2 separate regions of the Mus musculus genome follow, and region 1 is linked to region 2. A link is a contact called in ENCODE Hi-C or POLR2A ChIA-PET data. All regions are on one chromosome and are shown on one strand. The core of a region is the stretch at or near the end of the contact, and the rest is flanking DNA. Distances in the headings are between cores, read along the strand shown.

The links. Hi-C counts contacts between places; a loop is a spot of excess contacts on that map. ChIA-PET counts read pairs that join two places held with the same protein, here RNA polymerase II (POLR2A).
Region 1: a loop to region 2 is called in a map of left cerebral cortex, with 6 times the contacts of the local background. The contact joins the promoter of Rhog here to the promoter of Nup98 in region 2. A Hi-C loop is called at or near these places in 14 of 37 maps with a recorded cell type or tissue (T-helper 17 cell, adrenal gland, gastrocnemius and 3 more). POLR2A ChIA-PET finds 5 or more read pairs at or near these places in 4 of 5 experiments (Patski and embryonic stem cell).

What each region holds. Positions count from the first base shown.
Region 1 is chr7:102,245,776-102,252,842 of GRCm38, reverse strand. Rhog (ras homolog family member G) reads left to right here and starts at 2,725. Exons shown (of 2, transcript NM_019566.3): 1 at 2,725-2,798.
Region 2 is chr7:102,205,276-102,212,403 of GRCm38, reverse strand. It overlaps Nup98 (nucleoporin 98), which reads left to right and starts at 2,238. Exons shown (of 33, transcript NM_001287164.1): 1 at 2,238-2,386. It also overlaps a transcript of Pgap2 not described here.

The sequences.
Region 1 (7,067 bases), core at 1,476-3,975, 40 kb before region 2:
TGGGTACCTCAGTTGTCTGTAAACTTATGACATATACCACTTACACAAACTCACCTGGTTAGGAAAGCTCATGAAAGACTAAGAAAAAGACTATGGCATGAACTTTCTTCAGTTTAGATTCTCCTCCTCTAAGAAGTCTTTCCATATGGCTCCACCTTTCTGCCTATCCTGTCTATCCTGCCTTATTGACCCTTCTCACATCTGTGACTCCAAAGTGGCTCCAAATCATCTGGATGCCGATGACCGTACACATATTAGTGATTTATTGAAGCAATTTCATTCCACAGATGTTTACTGAACACAAATGTGTGCTCAGACCTGCCTGTGCCAGGCCCAGTGGGTGGACACAGAGATGAATCAGATTCAACCTCAAAGGACTTAGCAGTTGGTAGAGGAGACAGACATTAGACACAGATACAATTTACTAGATCTCAAAACAGGATGACCTAAGTGATATTAAGGAACTATGAGCAATATGCTACATGCATAAACTTCAATTACTTAATTATTATTCTCAAGAGTGCATCACAGAAGGTCAGAGCCAAAGGGTATCATCTGCTCCAACCCCTTGTTTTCCAGTGGGGGAAGCTGAGACTCAGAAATGGGTAAGGTCGTGGCCTAAGATTGTTCTAGTCTGACTGGCAGAGTCCAGAGTTCAGGGTCTTCTGAAACTTAGTCCTAGGATTTTTAACTCCTCCACTGGATGCTTCAGATCGAATAGTTCTATATTCCATCAGACAGATATCTGAGAAAGTTCTCCCTCCTGGACAAAGGTGAGGCAAACCCAAGGCATTCAGAGCTCAGGAGACAGAGTGTGATCCCAGGTTGCCAACCCAGTCTTTCAATCTATTTTTACCCCATGTTCTTTCCACCCTGTTCCTACCACGATGCCCCTCAATTGATTCTCAAACAAACATGCTATTGCTTGTGGTGTTGGGGTACAGGCCTAAACACATGATAAGCAAGCATGCTATCTATCACTGAGCCTAATTTTCAATTTTTTTTCAGGTTTTTCTTTTTTTTGTTTGGGCTTTTGTTTGTTTGTTTGCTTGTTTTTTGTTTTTTTGTTTGTTTGTTTGTTTTGTTTTTTTTAGACCAGGTTTCTTTGTGTAGCCTTGGCTGTCCTGGAATGTAGACCAGGCTGGCCTTGAACTCGGGAACTTTTTATTTATTAAGGTAGGTAAGGTCTTATATAGTCCAGGCTGGCCTCGAACTTCTGAACCTCCTGCCTCCACCTCTGGAATGCTGAGATTACAAACGTGCTACCACACCTGGCTTGGAACGTATTTTTAATAGCTTCATTGAAGTCACTTGAATCTGATCCTGTTATTTTGGGGATTTACAAACCTCACTTAAGGACCCTGTTATTTTTGGGACTCACAAACCTCTTCCCATTAAATACCAAACACTAGTTCTGCCCTCCCAAATTTCCCCTAGCCCCTCCAATTTATTCTCTTCCCATTGGGAGGAATTTGCCTAAGGGCCAAAGAAGAAGTAAGGGGTCCACAAACTGCCTGTGCGATGAGAACAGGCTTCTGGAATCTGAGAACACTCGTTTAGTCAGTCACTGACCAGCCTGAGTTTGATTGTCCTAACTTGACTTTCTATACAGTACCACAGCACGGATACCTATTCTGTAATCTTCACATCCTCTGGGTGGAGAAATTTTTTTTGTTGATTTTACCAAAACAAAACAAAACAAAAAACTGATACTTGGAAACATTAAACTACCTGTCAGACCTGATCCACTTTATTTGGAGGTCCTCTGTAAGACGGGGTGTTTATCTTGTGTTGTTTTCACTGTACCTTGCGGAGCTCTGCACGTGGTAGAGCACCCAGAAAGTTGTTAAAAGAATCAAGACTGTGGATTCTCCAGGAAAACTGCGCCCAAGGCCTGGGTTAGAAGCACCAGAGGGCGCCCTCGAGGCCGTCCACTCGCCGGTCTCCAGGGCCCAAGCCGGACCTCAGGCCTGGGCGCGGTCCTACCGCTCCAAACAGCCGCGCGCCAGGGCGAGATCAGGGAACAAGAAGAGCCCCACGTCTTCCCACGCCCCGCCCCCTCCCCAGGGCCCCGCGGAGCTGCGAGGTGCGGAACCACGACACGACATCCTGTTTTGGGGGCCCGCGCGGCTCCGCCTGCATCTCTGCTGATCACGTCTTTTCCCGGGGTGCTGACGGCAGCTGCCCTCCCCCCACCTCTGTCTCCCCACCCTCCCCAGGGGTCTGGGACCTTCCCACTGCTGAATCACCACCACCCAGCATTCTCCCAAGGCTCAGGGCAGGGGTGGGGACTGCCCCAGCCTGACCCATTCCGGCTAACCCCTAGCCAGCCGCGGCTACCTCTAGATTCCCGGGCTGAGCGGAAGGCATTTCTCAGCCTTCCCGCGGAGGCTGCGGGGCGGGGAGTGAGATACTAGGAAGAGAACAAATGCCCAGCGCCTAGCTTAGGGCCCCTGCTGGGGGGTGGGGGGGAGATGCCAAGTGAAAGCGGGGAGACCTGACCTTGAGAGGCCAGACTCAAGGGGTCTCAGGGCTCACGGGGCGAAGAGTGGAGAGAAGCAGGGTGTGCGGGACTGTGCGGAGGGCAAAGCTTGCAGAAAACCCGAGGCTGGAGGGTGGGGGAGGCCTCCGACTTCCTAGTCCGCCCCGCCCCGGCCGGCCCGCCCCCGCGCCCCGCCCCGGCCCTGCCGGCCCGGCCCCCACCCCCCCACTTCCTCCGGCCTCCAGTTCTCACTTCCTTCTTGAGCCCAGAGCCGCCGCCGCCGCCCCCAGCTCCCCCGCCGCGGGGAGGGCACCAGGTGAGGCCCGGGTCGAGCCCGTCGGGCAGGGGTCCTGGGAAGAGGAGTTCAAGCTGGCCCGGACTGGGTACCCGGGAGCCGGGAAGTTTGCAGGAGGGAGGCCGAGGGCGGGAGGTTTTCGTTCACTGCAAGTTGGGCGGGCGCGGCAGGCCGGGCGGGGACAGCGGCCACCGCGACCCGATCGCTGGTGGCCGGGTTGAGGGTGGGATCCGAGGGACAGCGCGAGCTCCTGCTGTCCGCGAGGGACCACTGAGATCCGAACCGTGAGAGGCTCGGAAGTGGGAAAGCGCTGAGCTGTGAGGCTGGGACTCTGCGGTGGGGTGCCCTCAGAAGTTGTGGGGCTGTTCAGTAGTGTGTGAAAGGAAAGGGCCTCTGGGCTGCAGAAGGCGCGCTCTCTGCTCTGCAGTTGTGACATTTGTGAGGCTGGGGTTGGGGGTGGGGGGCGGTGTCTGAGGCCTCTGAAGTCTCACCCGGGAAGGTCGGAGCCAGTCCATAGCTGCTACACTGTTGCTGCTGAGGACTCGGTGGGGGAATCCCCATTCCCTCTCTGTATTTTTCTGAGCCAACCTCTTTATTCCTGTCCCATACAACAGCGGGTATTTAGTGAACACGTCTGTTGTGTCTATCAGACTCAATCTGGCCTTTTTTATTTTGAGGATAAACTGAGGAAGGAAAGGGCCACTATACCGATAGTCACTGACAACTTCCATGACTTTGAGAGGCAGCTGGAGTACTGGCTTTCGGTAATGATTGAGAGCTCTTAACGTCTTCTCCCTCACCTGAACTCCCCATACTGTCTTCCACATTCGCCATAGTGTCGACCACATTCGCCTCCTTCCGGCTCTTCCCCCAACCACATAGATGTACCCAGGCCCTGATCTCGCATTTACCCTGCCCTGCCTGTTGTTCAGCCTCTGACTACCACACACATATCTCCCCATTTTGTTTCTATCTTCCCTGCCGCCCTCAGTCCGTCTCCTTCCCTTGGTCTGTAATCTAGCTTTGGTGTCAGAAACTGCTTTAAACTTGCTGAGTTTGAGAGCCTTTTTCAAACGTCTTTAGCTTAGAGATGCTGGCTGCAACCTCCCGATGATGGAGATGATTAAACATGTGCACACGCCCGTGAACATGCAAGTTTTGGTGTTCTTTATCTCTTAGAGACAAAATAACTGCCCTCAGCCTTGAGAAGGCCCAGAGCAGAAGCCGGCAGAATGAAGGGAACCTGCGGTGGGTGACACTGTGGTTAGGCAAGGGGAAGCAGTCTGTAGCAGGCAGGGTTGGGTGACACAAGAATAAGATTAGTGAGAAAGTCCATGGGAAATCAAACTACCCTGATTCTTAGGAAGGCAGCCTAGGAGTGTGTGTGTAGTGGTGTGTTGTGTGGGAGGGGGGTCAGGGGGAACTAGCTTTAAGGTTCCTGTCTCCTAGCACTTACTGGTTCCAACCAGTGGGGAGAGTAGGTTGGGCCATTTGGCCTGCTAGGAAAAGGAAGGGGGCAGAGGCAAGATTCTGGAGGGAAAAGTGCTACGAGTCTAACTTAAGTCTCTACTGGTTTTTAAATTTTGATCAGGAAGGGGATGTGAGGCAAGGTGTTTGTCTTTCGTCCCTGGTGCTTGGTGGGAACTGCAGAGGTTGGGTATCTACATTTTCTGATGTGTATCAGAGCCTTGACTGGGAGTTGTGCTGACCCTCCTGTCTTTAAGCATCCTTGATGTTCTCTTCATACCGAGCTGTGCTCTCTATTCCCGCTCTCTGAGGGGCTTCTCCACAGTCTAACGTAGTCTGTCCTGGCCCCATAAGTGCTTGTCTCCATCCTAGCACCCCTGCCTCTCAGCGTTCGGATTACATGCTCAGACTCTGTTTGTGTCTGCCTTCTCTGCTCTCTGTATTAACTTCATTCCACGAGAATAAAAAGAAGTGAAGGAGAGCAAATGTCACATTTGGGGAATCGTTGAGCACAGCTAAATTTAAGAGCTAGGCTCCTTCCCTTTCCTATCCTCTTACCACCTCACAGTTGTCCCTCTCCCATCAATTGTTCCTTCCTCTGGGCCTGCCCTTCTCCACCTGTCTTTCCTACTCTCGTTTCTGGGAGGTGCAGAGGTTTGGCCTCACGGAGGAAATCCAAGGGATCCGTATCAAATCCCCACTCGGGAAAGGATGTGCACACAGCGCATTTTCTCGGCATCACAGCCCAATAAAAATCCTCAGGAGCCCTGACTCCTCACTCGACAAACCAGTACTTAATTTAGTATTCGGTCTAACTAAGCAACCCACAGGGCTCTGAGAGCAGAGATAATGGTGGCAGGAACAGGGGTTTTCTCTTAGGCAAGGTCTGGCCCCATTGGAAATTTGAGCTAATGGCAAGAAGAGTGTGACCAGGGTGGGAGGGATCTAAATGGGAAAATGCCGTGGGTGGGTGGGGGTGCCTAGGAAGCTGCTGTGGATGGTTAAGGTAATATGAGAAGAAATGGCAGGGTGACGGTGCTACACATCCTGCTTAGCAATCTGGGCTATGGAGTGTCACCGCTTCAGGGGAGATGCTAAGGCAGATGATGGTAGCTCATGAGGGGTTATGAGCAGGAAGATAGGAGAGGCTGTGGTTATATGGTTATATATGTGGTTATATGGGCAGCTGTGAAGATACTGGTGATAGTACTGGTGAAGATACTGGGTGATAGTAGCTGGAGAACAGGGAGTAAACAGGGAGTAAAGAAGGGTATCTGGGCACAGTCTGAAAAACCTCTTCCCTTCTCGTACAGGGTTAGTCCATTAGAGGTGAGGTTTTTAGGGGTCTGTGAGAGGACCTTCGAAGGGAAACCAAAGACAAAGCCTGGGCCACCTCCCCAGATCAGACTGGTTTTCCTGTCCAGGGTCCAGCTTCCTCTTTTGTCCTCATCTCACATGGGGGGAGGGCATGTCCCTAGGAGCTAAAGACCAGAGGAGGAGCTCCTTGGCTCGGACAGACGAGCCCAGGGTAGCCGGCTGTCCAGCAGCACGCTGTTAACACTAAACCCAAGAGCCCAGGGTAGCTGGCTGTCCAGCAGCACACTGTTAACGCTAAACCCTGAGTAGTACAAGATGCCCCGGGCAGGGCTAGGGCTGGGAGGCTGGAGACTGTAAAAGCAAAAGGATGCAGACAGATTTGGGCCTCCTTTGGCCCATTTCTTTCTTTAGATTTCTCCCTCTCCCTCTCTTTCAACTCTATGGACCTGTGAGCCACCCTGTCAGTGCTGGGAACGGAATCCAGGTCCTCTGCAAGAACAAGTGTTCCTAATCCTACTGAACCACCTCTCTAGCCCTCTGGCCCATTACTTAAAAGAAACAACCATGCTAGGGCCATCTTGAAGTCAAAGGTCAGAATAAAGGTCTTCACCTTGTCTGCTTTGTGAGACAAACACCAGGCCAGAGGTTAGGAGATCCGATCCTTAAGCTAAATTTGCAACTAAGTCTTTCTTTGTATCACTCTGGTCAACTTAGTTATCTCTTGACTCTATTTCAACATTAAGTTGCAAGCCAGGCCTGCCGGTGCACACCTTTAATCCCAGTGCCTGGGAGGCAGAAGCCACCTGGTCTACATATAAGTTTCAGGCCAGCCAGGGTGACATAGTCTCGAAAAAATATGGCTTATATTTTCAGTGCCTCAGACCCAGCGTTCCTGTCTCCCCAGCCTGATCTGTCCAGGTTGGAACTGTCGCTCTTTACACAAAGTACAAAGACTGCTGTAGGTGCACAGATAAAAGGGCAGGAATGCTGGGATCTTGTCTCGGGACTCCAGGATGAGCTGTATACTTTGCCCTCTGTCCCAGCTCTGTGCCCACTGACAGTGGAAAATAGATGTAGTGTTTCCTCCCTGATGTTTTTTTCCCTTGTGGAAACCCCCTCAGACCTTGGGTGGCACACTTAGAGGACTGGGAAGCCCTGGGTTTCTCTGTTTTTAAGTTGGAGGACAGGATTGCAAGGTTGGCACTCCCAGCCTCCTGTGAAGTGAGCAAAAGCAAGGGAAGTGCCACTTCACGGGGCCCAGAGATTGCTGAGCTGCTGCTAGGCAGGGAGAAATAAGCCAGTGTGTGAGCCTTCCTCTGTGTGGCTGGGTGGGGGAGGGGTGGCTTGGCTCCCCAAGCTGGAGCTGTCCTGTCTCTGGGGCTCACCCTTTGTGGAACACCCTGGGTGTTGAGATGAGCATGAGACACACATAGTGAAGCTGTCTCAACCCTCTGTGTCCTCAGCTCCAATTGCCCTGTTTCTTCCTTCTTTTCAGTCAATCCCTAG
Region 2 (7,128 bases), core at 989-3,488:
ACTTCAAAGTCATCATGGTCCTCCTCACTGAAGCATTTCTCTTTCAATGTATCCTCTCCAGTCTTCCTATAAGTACACACCATTTAAGAATCCCAACTTCTGAACATCTACTAATACTTTGAATTAAATATACTCACCTGTTGAGTCATTTAAGACACATTTCAAAACCCATGCCTTAAAACATTTAAAATGGTCAGTCTATTACTTATTGAGGGCAAACTGTGTACCAGGTACCATATCAAATGTTATATTCCTTTCATTTCATTCTCCCAACAGTCTGTAAGTCAAGCAAAATTATCCTTATTTTACAGACAAAGAAACTGATGTCCAGAATTATTGGGGATTTTCCCCATATTATCATAGTTGGGCCTGGATTTAAACTGGGGGTTCTCTGATTCTGAAGTTCGACAATTCTATTATTTTGCTGCTAAAACAATAATTCACTCACCTATGCAACAAATATGTAAATTGTAAGGTACATCAACTATGTGCCAACTCTTAAGAACACTAAAATAAATGTCCAGGGCAGGTTTAAATGTAGTTGCATTTCAAGACTGAAGAACCAAAAAATCAGAGGTTTGGATGGTGGCAAGAGAGCCACTGTAAAGATTCAAAAATAAAACCCTGAGTACTGTTGTTTATTTTGTTTTTAAGACAGTTTCATGTATTTCAGGCTGGCTTTCAGCTTCATATTCTACCTCAGCTACCTAAGAATTGAAATTACAGATCTTGGCTATTATACCCCACCTAATGACTTTCTGATTTAGAGTAAAGGCAAGGAGGAGTGATGGAAAAGCAGGGTGTTTGGACAGAGTGGTTTAGGGATGGTGGTTACAGATGGATGTTCAAACTAGCTTTTCCTGTTAGGCGATTTATACATTATTCTTTCAAGTATATACTGAACATCGACAATATATTATGTTTCTTCCATTTACTGTCTTTAAAAAAAAAAAAGAGATTTATTTATTTTATGTATACCAGGAGAGGGCACCAGATCCCATTACAGTTGGTTGTGAGCCACCATGGGGTTGCTGGGAATTGAATTCAGGACCTCTGGAAGAGCAGCCAGTGCTCTTAATCGCTGAGCCCATCTATCTCTCCAGCTCCTTTAAGATGTTTTTGTTTGAGGGAATCATTTAAAATTCTTAGCAAATCTCGTTTCAGTTCTATATTGATTTCCCAGGACGTGGTGGAGAGGTAGTATGTACCTCTTTTTTTTTTTTTTTTTTTTTTTTTTAACACAGCTCCTGTTATCTGTGAGACCTCAATAATTTAGAGAGGTCTGGTTTCTAGAACATGCCCACTCTTCTGCTCTCTGCTAGATCCTAGGAGAAAAGACACCAAAAGGATGAAAATGAAGCTTTGGCCCAGATCAGGGGAGGGAGGAGGCATAGAACGGAAAATAAATAAGATACAAAGTAACAAGGTCTTTACAAGCAGACTGCCTGAACTTCACCGGGACTTGTAAAGGTTACCAAATGTGTCCTGGAGAAGGCCGCAAGAAACCCAGAACAAGTATAGATTCTGAAAGTGCAGCTGAGGCTGAAGGGCCAAGAATCTCCTCATTGGGCTCAAGCTCTGTTAAGGCAAATCCATTGCTCAGGTCTATTCTAGAGATTCAGAGGGGGAAAGTGTACGGCGAGGGCTGGCTTGCGCTGGAAAGAACAGTGGGGAGTGGAGTGTCTGCAGACAATCTGTGGATTGATGGGTTTCCAGGAAGGGTCCTCCGGCTCTCCAAGTGCAAGCTAGGTGGCCAAGGAGCCTTCCCATCATTGCCCGCAGACAGGAGCTAGAGAAGGATAGAACAATTACCAGGTCATCCTTGGGACTTCCTTCTGATTGGCCGGAGCTTCCGTAGCGAGTCTCCGCGCTCCAAGGAAGGGGGCGGGGCCTGGACACAGCGTCACTGCGGTTTGGTGCTCACTCCTCTAGCCACGCACCAGCCCTCTTCGAGGGGCCTGTGTGACGTCATGAGCCTCTCTCAGCCAACCGTTGCGGCAGAGGGAGTGGGACTCTACATCCCTCCCCATCGTCCCTCCTTTCCCCCCCCCCCCCCCCTTTCCCGGCAATTCCTTACGCTCCTCCTCTTCCCCTCCGTTCCTAATCAGAGACCGCCTCCACGTTCGGTTTCAAAAGGATCGTCACCCAATGAATAACGGTGTGGGCCTCGAGTGGCGGACCGGCCCGCCAATGCCCGGCCGCCAAGGGCGGAGCGGCCGGAGCCGATCTCTGACGGTGGACGGCGTGTGACGCAGTCAGGCCTCTGCGCGCTGCGCCCGAAGCGGCGGTCGGTGGCAGCGGCGGCGGCGACGACGGTTTTTCTGGAGGCCGCGCGGTGAGCGGCGGGTGACGGGCGGACCTGGGCTCTCACTCCAGACGCACCGCTGTAAGTCGGGAGCGCTGCCGGGGCTGGGCGGGTAGATCTTCCTCTCTGTACCGGCATCTGCGCTGGACGCCCGGGGCCCTCTCCGCCGCCGAGTCTCGTGCCGGGCGCGCTCCTTCGGGCCTGCGTGAGGGGGCGGGGCCCGGGGCCTGCGGCCTGGCTCGGGAGGCCCTGGGAGGGGATCCAACTGTGTGGGGCGTAGGCCGGAGGGGTCTCGGGTCGCAGCCCACATTGAGTGAACCTCGCTTTCTCCGGTGCTACTCATTCATTCGCTGGGTGGAGGTGAGCAGCCCGCGGTAGGCAGACCCTTGCAGGGTGGTGCCTTGGGGGGACTTCAGTGAGGTCTCCCCGTCACTTCCTTGACCACTCTACAGGACACGTTTTGTCTAGGGTTCAACCAGAGGGTTGAGTGAGTCAGAACTGTGTTTAGCTTTTTAAGACACTGACAATTGTCTGATAAATAAAATGAAGGGTTCTTTCTGTTCCGTGTAAACCTAGGTGAGAAAGATTGAATTTCTGAGTAACTGGAGCCATAAGCGTTTAAATTGTCAATCGCCCCCACTCTGCCTCAAGTACAGAGGCTTTATTAGTGGGAGGTAGGTAGAGGAAGAGAATCCAGGTGTCTTGATTCAAGTCTAGTAGAATTTGTATACTCTTCCACCCTTCCTCTATGTTCCAGTCTCCCAATATTGGCAATTCTCTATTTGGTAGGGGTAAGGACCCAGCATTTGACATAATTTTCAAAAACACTTCTAGTTTAGCTGTTTTCATGTTCGTTTATATATAGTAAGATAACTTGATTAGTAGTACCCTGATGGGGACTTTTTTTGCTTTTTTTTTTTTTTTTTTTTTTTTTTAACTTCGGAGACAACCCTTGGTTGGCCTGGAATTCGCTATGTAGACCAGGCTTGCCACAGACTCAAAGAGACCACCTGCCTCTAACGCTGAGGTAATGAGATTAAAGGTGTTTGCCATCACATCCAGACTTAACATAGACTTTTGAGAACAAAACTTTAAAAATGATGAAATTGGCTTTAACCTTGGCAGTGCACACCTTTTATCCCAGCACTTGAGAGGCAAAGGCAGGAGGCACTCTGTGACTACAAAGCTAGCCTACTCTTCATACTGAGTTTCAGGACATCTAGGGCTGCAGAGACCCTGACTCAAAAAGCCAAGTGGGGTGGGGAATAAAACCAAGATAGATGTGGTGCAGGCCTGTAATGTCACCAGTTATGGAAATTGAGGCCAGAGAACTAGAGCATACACAGGCAAAACACTTATGCACGTGATAAAAGAAATAATTGAATTCATTTCAGTAAAATGAAAAAAATGAGGCTTAACGTGTTAGAGGTACTGGGAAATACATTGATAAAATTAAATCTGCTACTTAAGATTTGATGGAATTGTCATTTTGATCTGAATATATCAATCAGCTTGTAGTTTTGATGTTTATATAAACCATAAGACCTAAAAACAAATAATGCAAAAGCACAGAAGAGAACTGAAGTCTTAAAAGTTGTAACTTGGTGTTTTCTGTATCATTTTCTCAGTTTGAGCATCACCACCTGACTCACTCTTCCTTGTAAGTTTCCATAGCACTTAACCTGATCTTCTGCTTGTAGCAGACATTTTACATTTTAGCTATTTGACATTTTACTAGATTATGTTTTGTTTTGTCTTGTTTTGTTTTGTTTTTAATCTTGCTGGCTGTGATGGGAATGCCTTTAATCCCAGTACTCCAGAAATACAGGCAGATGGATCTCTGGGAGTTTGAGGTCAGCTTGGTCCGTATAGCAAGTTTCAGGCCAGTCAGAACTGCATAATGAGACCCTTTCTCAAAACACACACACACCAAAACATAGATACATATATTTCTTAATATTTAGGTAATGTGGCTCATAGATGTTCCTTAGTTGTATTTGTGAATGAGCAAATACAGAAAAGTTAAACTGAGAAATACTCTGGAAAAGAGACTAGATGTTTGTGTACTTATGAAATACTCTGTGCTTTTGTTGGTAGCCATTAGCTCCTAGGTATCTAATTACACTGGCAGGGCACCAAATTCACATTTGGGAAAACAGTATTATTTGTGTGGTGATAGTCTAGGACATCAATATTGTAATACTGATTAATTTCTAGTAAGAGGCTTTGTAAAATTCTGAAATTCTATGCCTTTAATCCCAGCACTCAGGAGGTAGAGACAGGGCAATCTCTATGAATTTGAGGCCATCCTTGTCTACAAATCCATCATCAGGAGAGCCAGGGCTGTTACTCATGGAAACCCCATCCCTCCCCCATATACATATATATGTATACATATGTAATTATGTGTATATATATTATATAAATCTTAGTAGATGCCAGATGTTAAGCATTTTATGAGGATTTAGTGTGCTGTGCTGGAAATTCAGTACATGCTCACAGCAAGATAGTTCAGTACCAATTAACCATTCTTCCCCAAGTTGTAACTACCAAGGTTAAGAAATTATTAAAATTATACCTGAATGAGATGACTGCTTACATTTTAATAAAACTATTCTTACTTTGCTTGTAAAGTCAGTTCATAAATTGTCTAAGACTTTTTTTTTATTTGAGACAATATTCATGGTGTGTAGCCTAAGGCTGACTTTAAACTCCTAATTTTTCTGCCTTTCCCTTTCATGTACAGAGTGGTATATGTCACCATGCCCTACTTTCCATGAAAAACTTGTCAAGTACTGTTCTTGGGAAATTCTAAAACTAAGTCCTAGAGCCACTTTCCTCTAAGATTCTCTTCTCGTTTCTGTGGTAGATTACCGTTCTCTTCTATAAGACAAATCAGGGGAAAGCTTTGTTTTTTGAGGAAGGAGTAAAAGAGCTATTGATACTCAAAGTTACATGCAGTATTGAAGAGTTAATACTTCAGTTTAATGGGGAATAATTTTTTTAGTTTGGAATGTATTTATTGAGACAGTATCTCACTATGTACCAGGTTGACCTGGACTCACTGAAACTGCATCATTCTCCCAAGTACAGGCATGTGCATGTGTCACCAGGCCTTGCTGCATTTCTTTGATTATTTTGCTTTTCAAGACTGGGTTTCTCAGTAGCTCTGTCTAACCAGGCTGGCCTTGAGCTCAGAGATGTGCCTGTCTCTGCCTCCCTAGTGCTGGGATTAAAGGTGTGTCCCAGCTTTAATAAAGCTAAAAATAGAGCTTTATGGAGCTGGGTGATGTAGATTAGTTGTTGGTTGATTGCCTAGCATCCATGAAGCCCAAGGTTCAATCTCCTGCATCCTATGAATCAGGCATAGTGATTGGCATATGCCTATAGTGCCAAGGTTTAAGACAGTGGTTTTTAACCTGTGGGTCTCAACTCCTCAACCTCTGTCTCCAAAAAATATTTACATTATGATTTATAACAGTAGCAAAATTACAGTTAATGAAGTAGCAACAAAGATAATTTTATCGTTGGGGGGGGGTCACTACAACATAAGGAACTGTATTAAAAGGTTGTAACGTTGGGAAGTTTGAGAACCACTGACTTAAGCAGTAGAAGCAGGAGGATCTACATAGTTCTAGCTTCTCTAAGTATAAAAAAGTCTTTAAAGTTAGTAGTAAGTTTAAGATAAAGGTGAAGGATAGCTTAGTAGGGTAGATTGAAGGATGTGAAACTGGAGGTGGACAGACAGTAATAGTATAAGATAGTACCTCTCAAACTTGGTGGTTTCTAAACTCCTTAAATCTTTTAAAAATATAAAGTGTTCCAGGGCCAGTGAGATGGCTCAGTGGGTAAAGTGCTTGCCTTGATAATCCCAGAAACCTGAATCAGTCCCTGAAACCCACATACGCATGGAAAAAAGAGAAAAACTCCAGAGGAGTCGTCCTTTGACTGCCACATGGACTCAGTGGGACAGAGAATAATACAGTAGTCATTCAATAATAATAATAAACTTTTTTTAAAATTATGGGTTCCAGGCAGCTTTTATTTATACTGTTGATACTTACTGTGTTAAAAATTAGCTAGGCAGTGGTGGCTTTCACCTTTAATCTCAGCACTCAGGAAGACGAGGCAGGCAGATCTTTATGATTTTGAGGCCAGCCTGTTCTACAGAGGGAGTTCTGGGACAGCCAAGGCTACACAGAGAGACTCTAGGGGAAGGGGTTGGGAGTGTGGGGCTAAAGAGATAGCTTATCAGTTAAAAGCACTTACTGCTCTTGTAGAGGACCTGAGTACAGTTCCTAGCCTCCATGCCAGGCATCTCACAACTGCCTGTAACTCTAGCTAAAAGGGATCCAATGCTCTCTTTCTGGCCACCATGGGTACTGCACCATGTGTATATATACACATATATAAGAAATGTAAAATAAAGTAGAAATGGCTATTTAAAATAAATAATAAGTGGGGGCATGATGGCTTATACCTTTAAATTCAGCACCTTAGAGGCAGGACAAGCATATTTGTAATTTCAAGGCTAGCCAGAGCTACAAAGTAAAACCCTGTCTGAAAAATAAGATACAATAATTTTAAAATTCAGTGAGAAAGCTGGATTAATAAAAGATTATTGGATACAGTAGTTGACTTTTATATTCCAGCAGTTGACAAAGTAAGTTTGTGAAAAATAACCCAACCTTATGTAGATAACTAGCTAAAAAAGAAGGGAGTATTTTAATAGTCTTCTCAGATGTTTGTATTCTCCATTGACATGGCACTCAAACCTGTTAAAGGTTTGTAATACAGATTTAGAAGCCATTTCATTACATTTA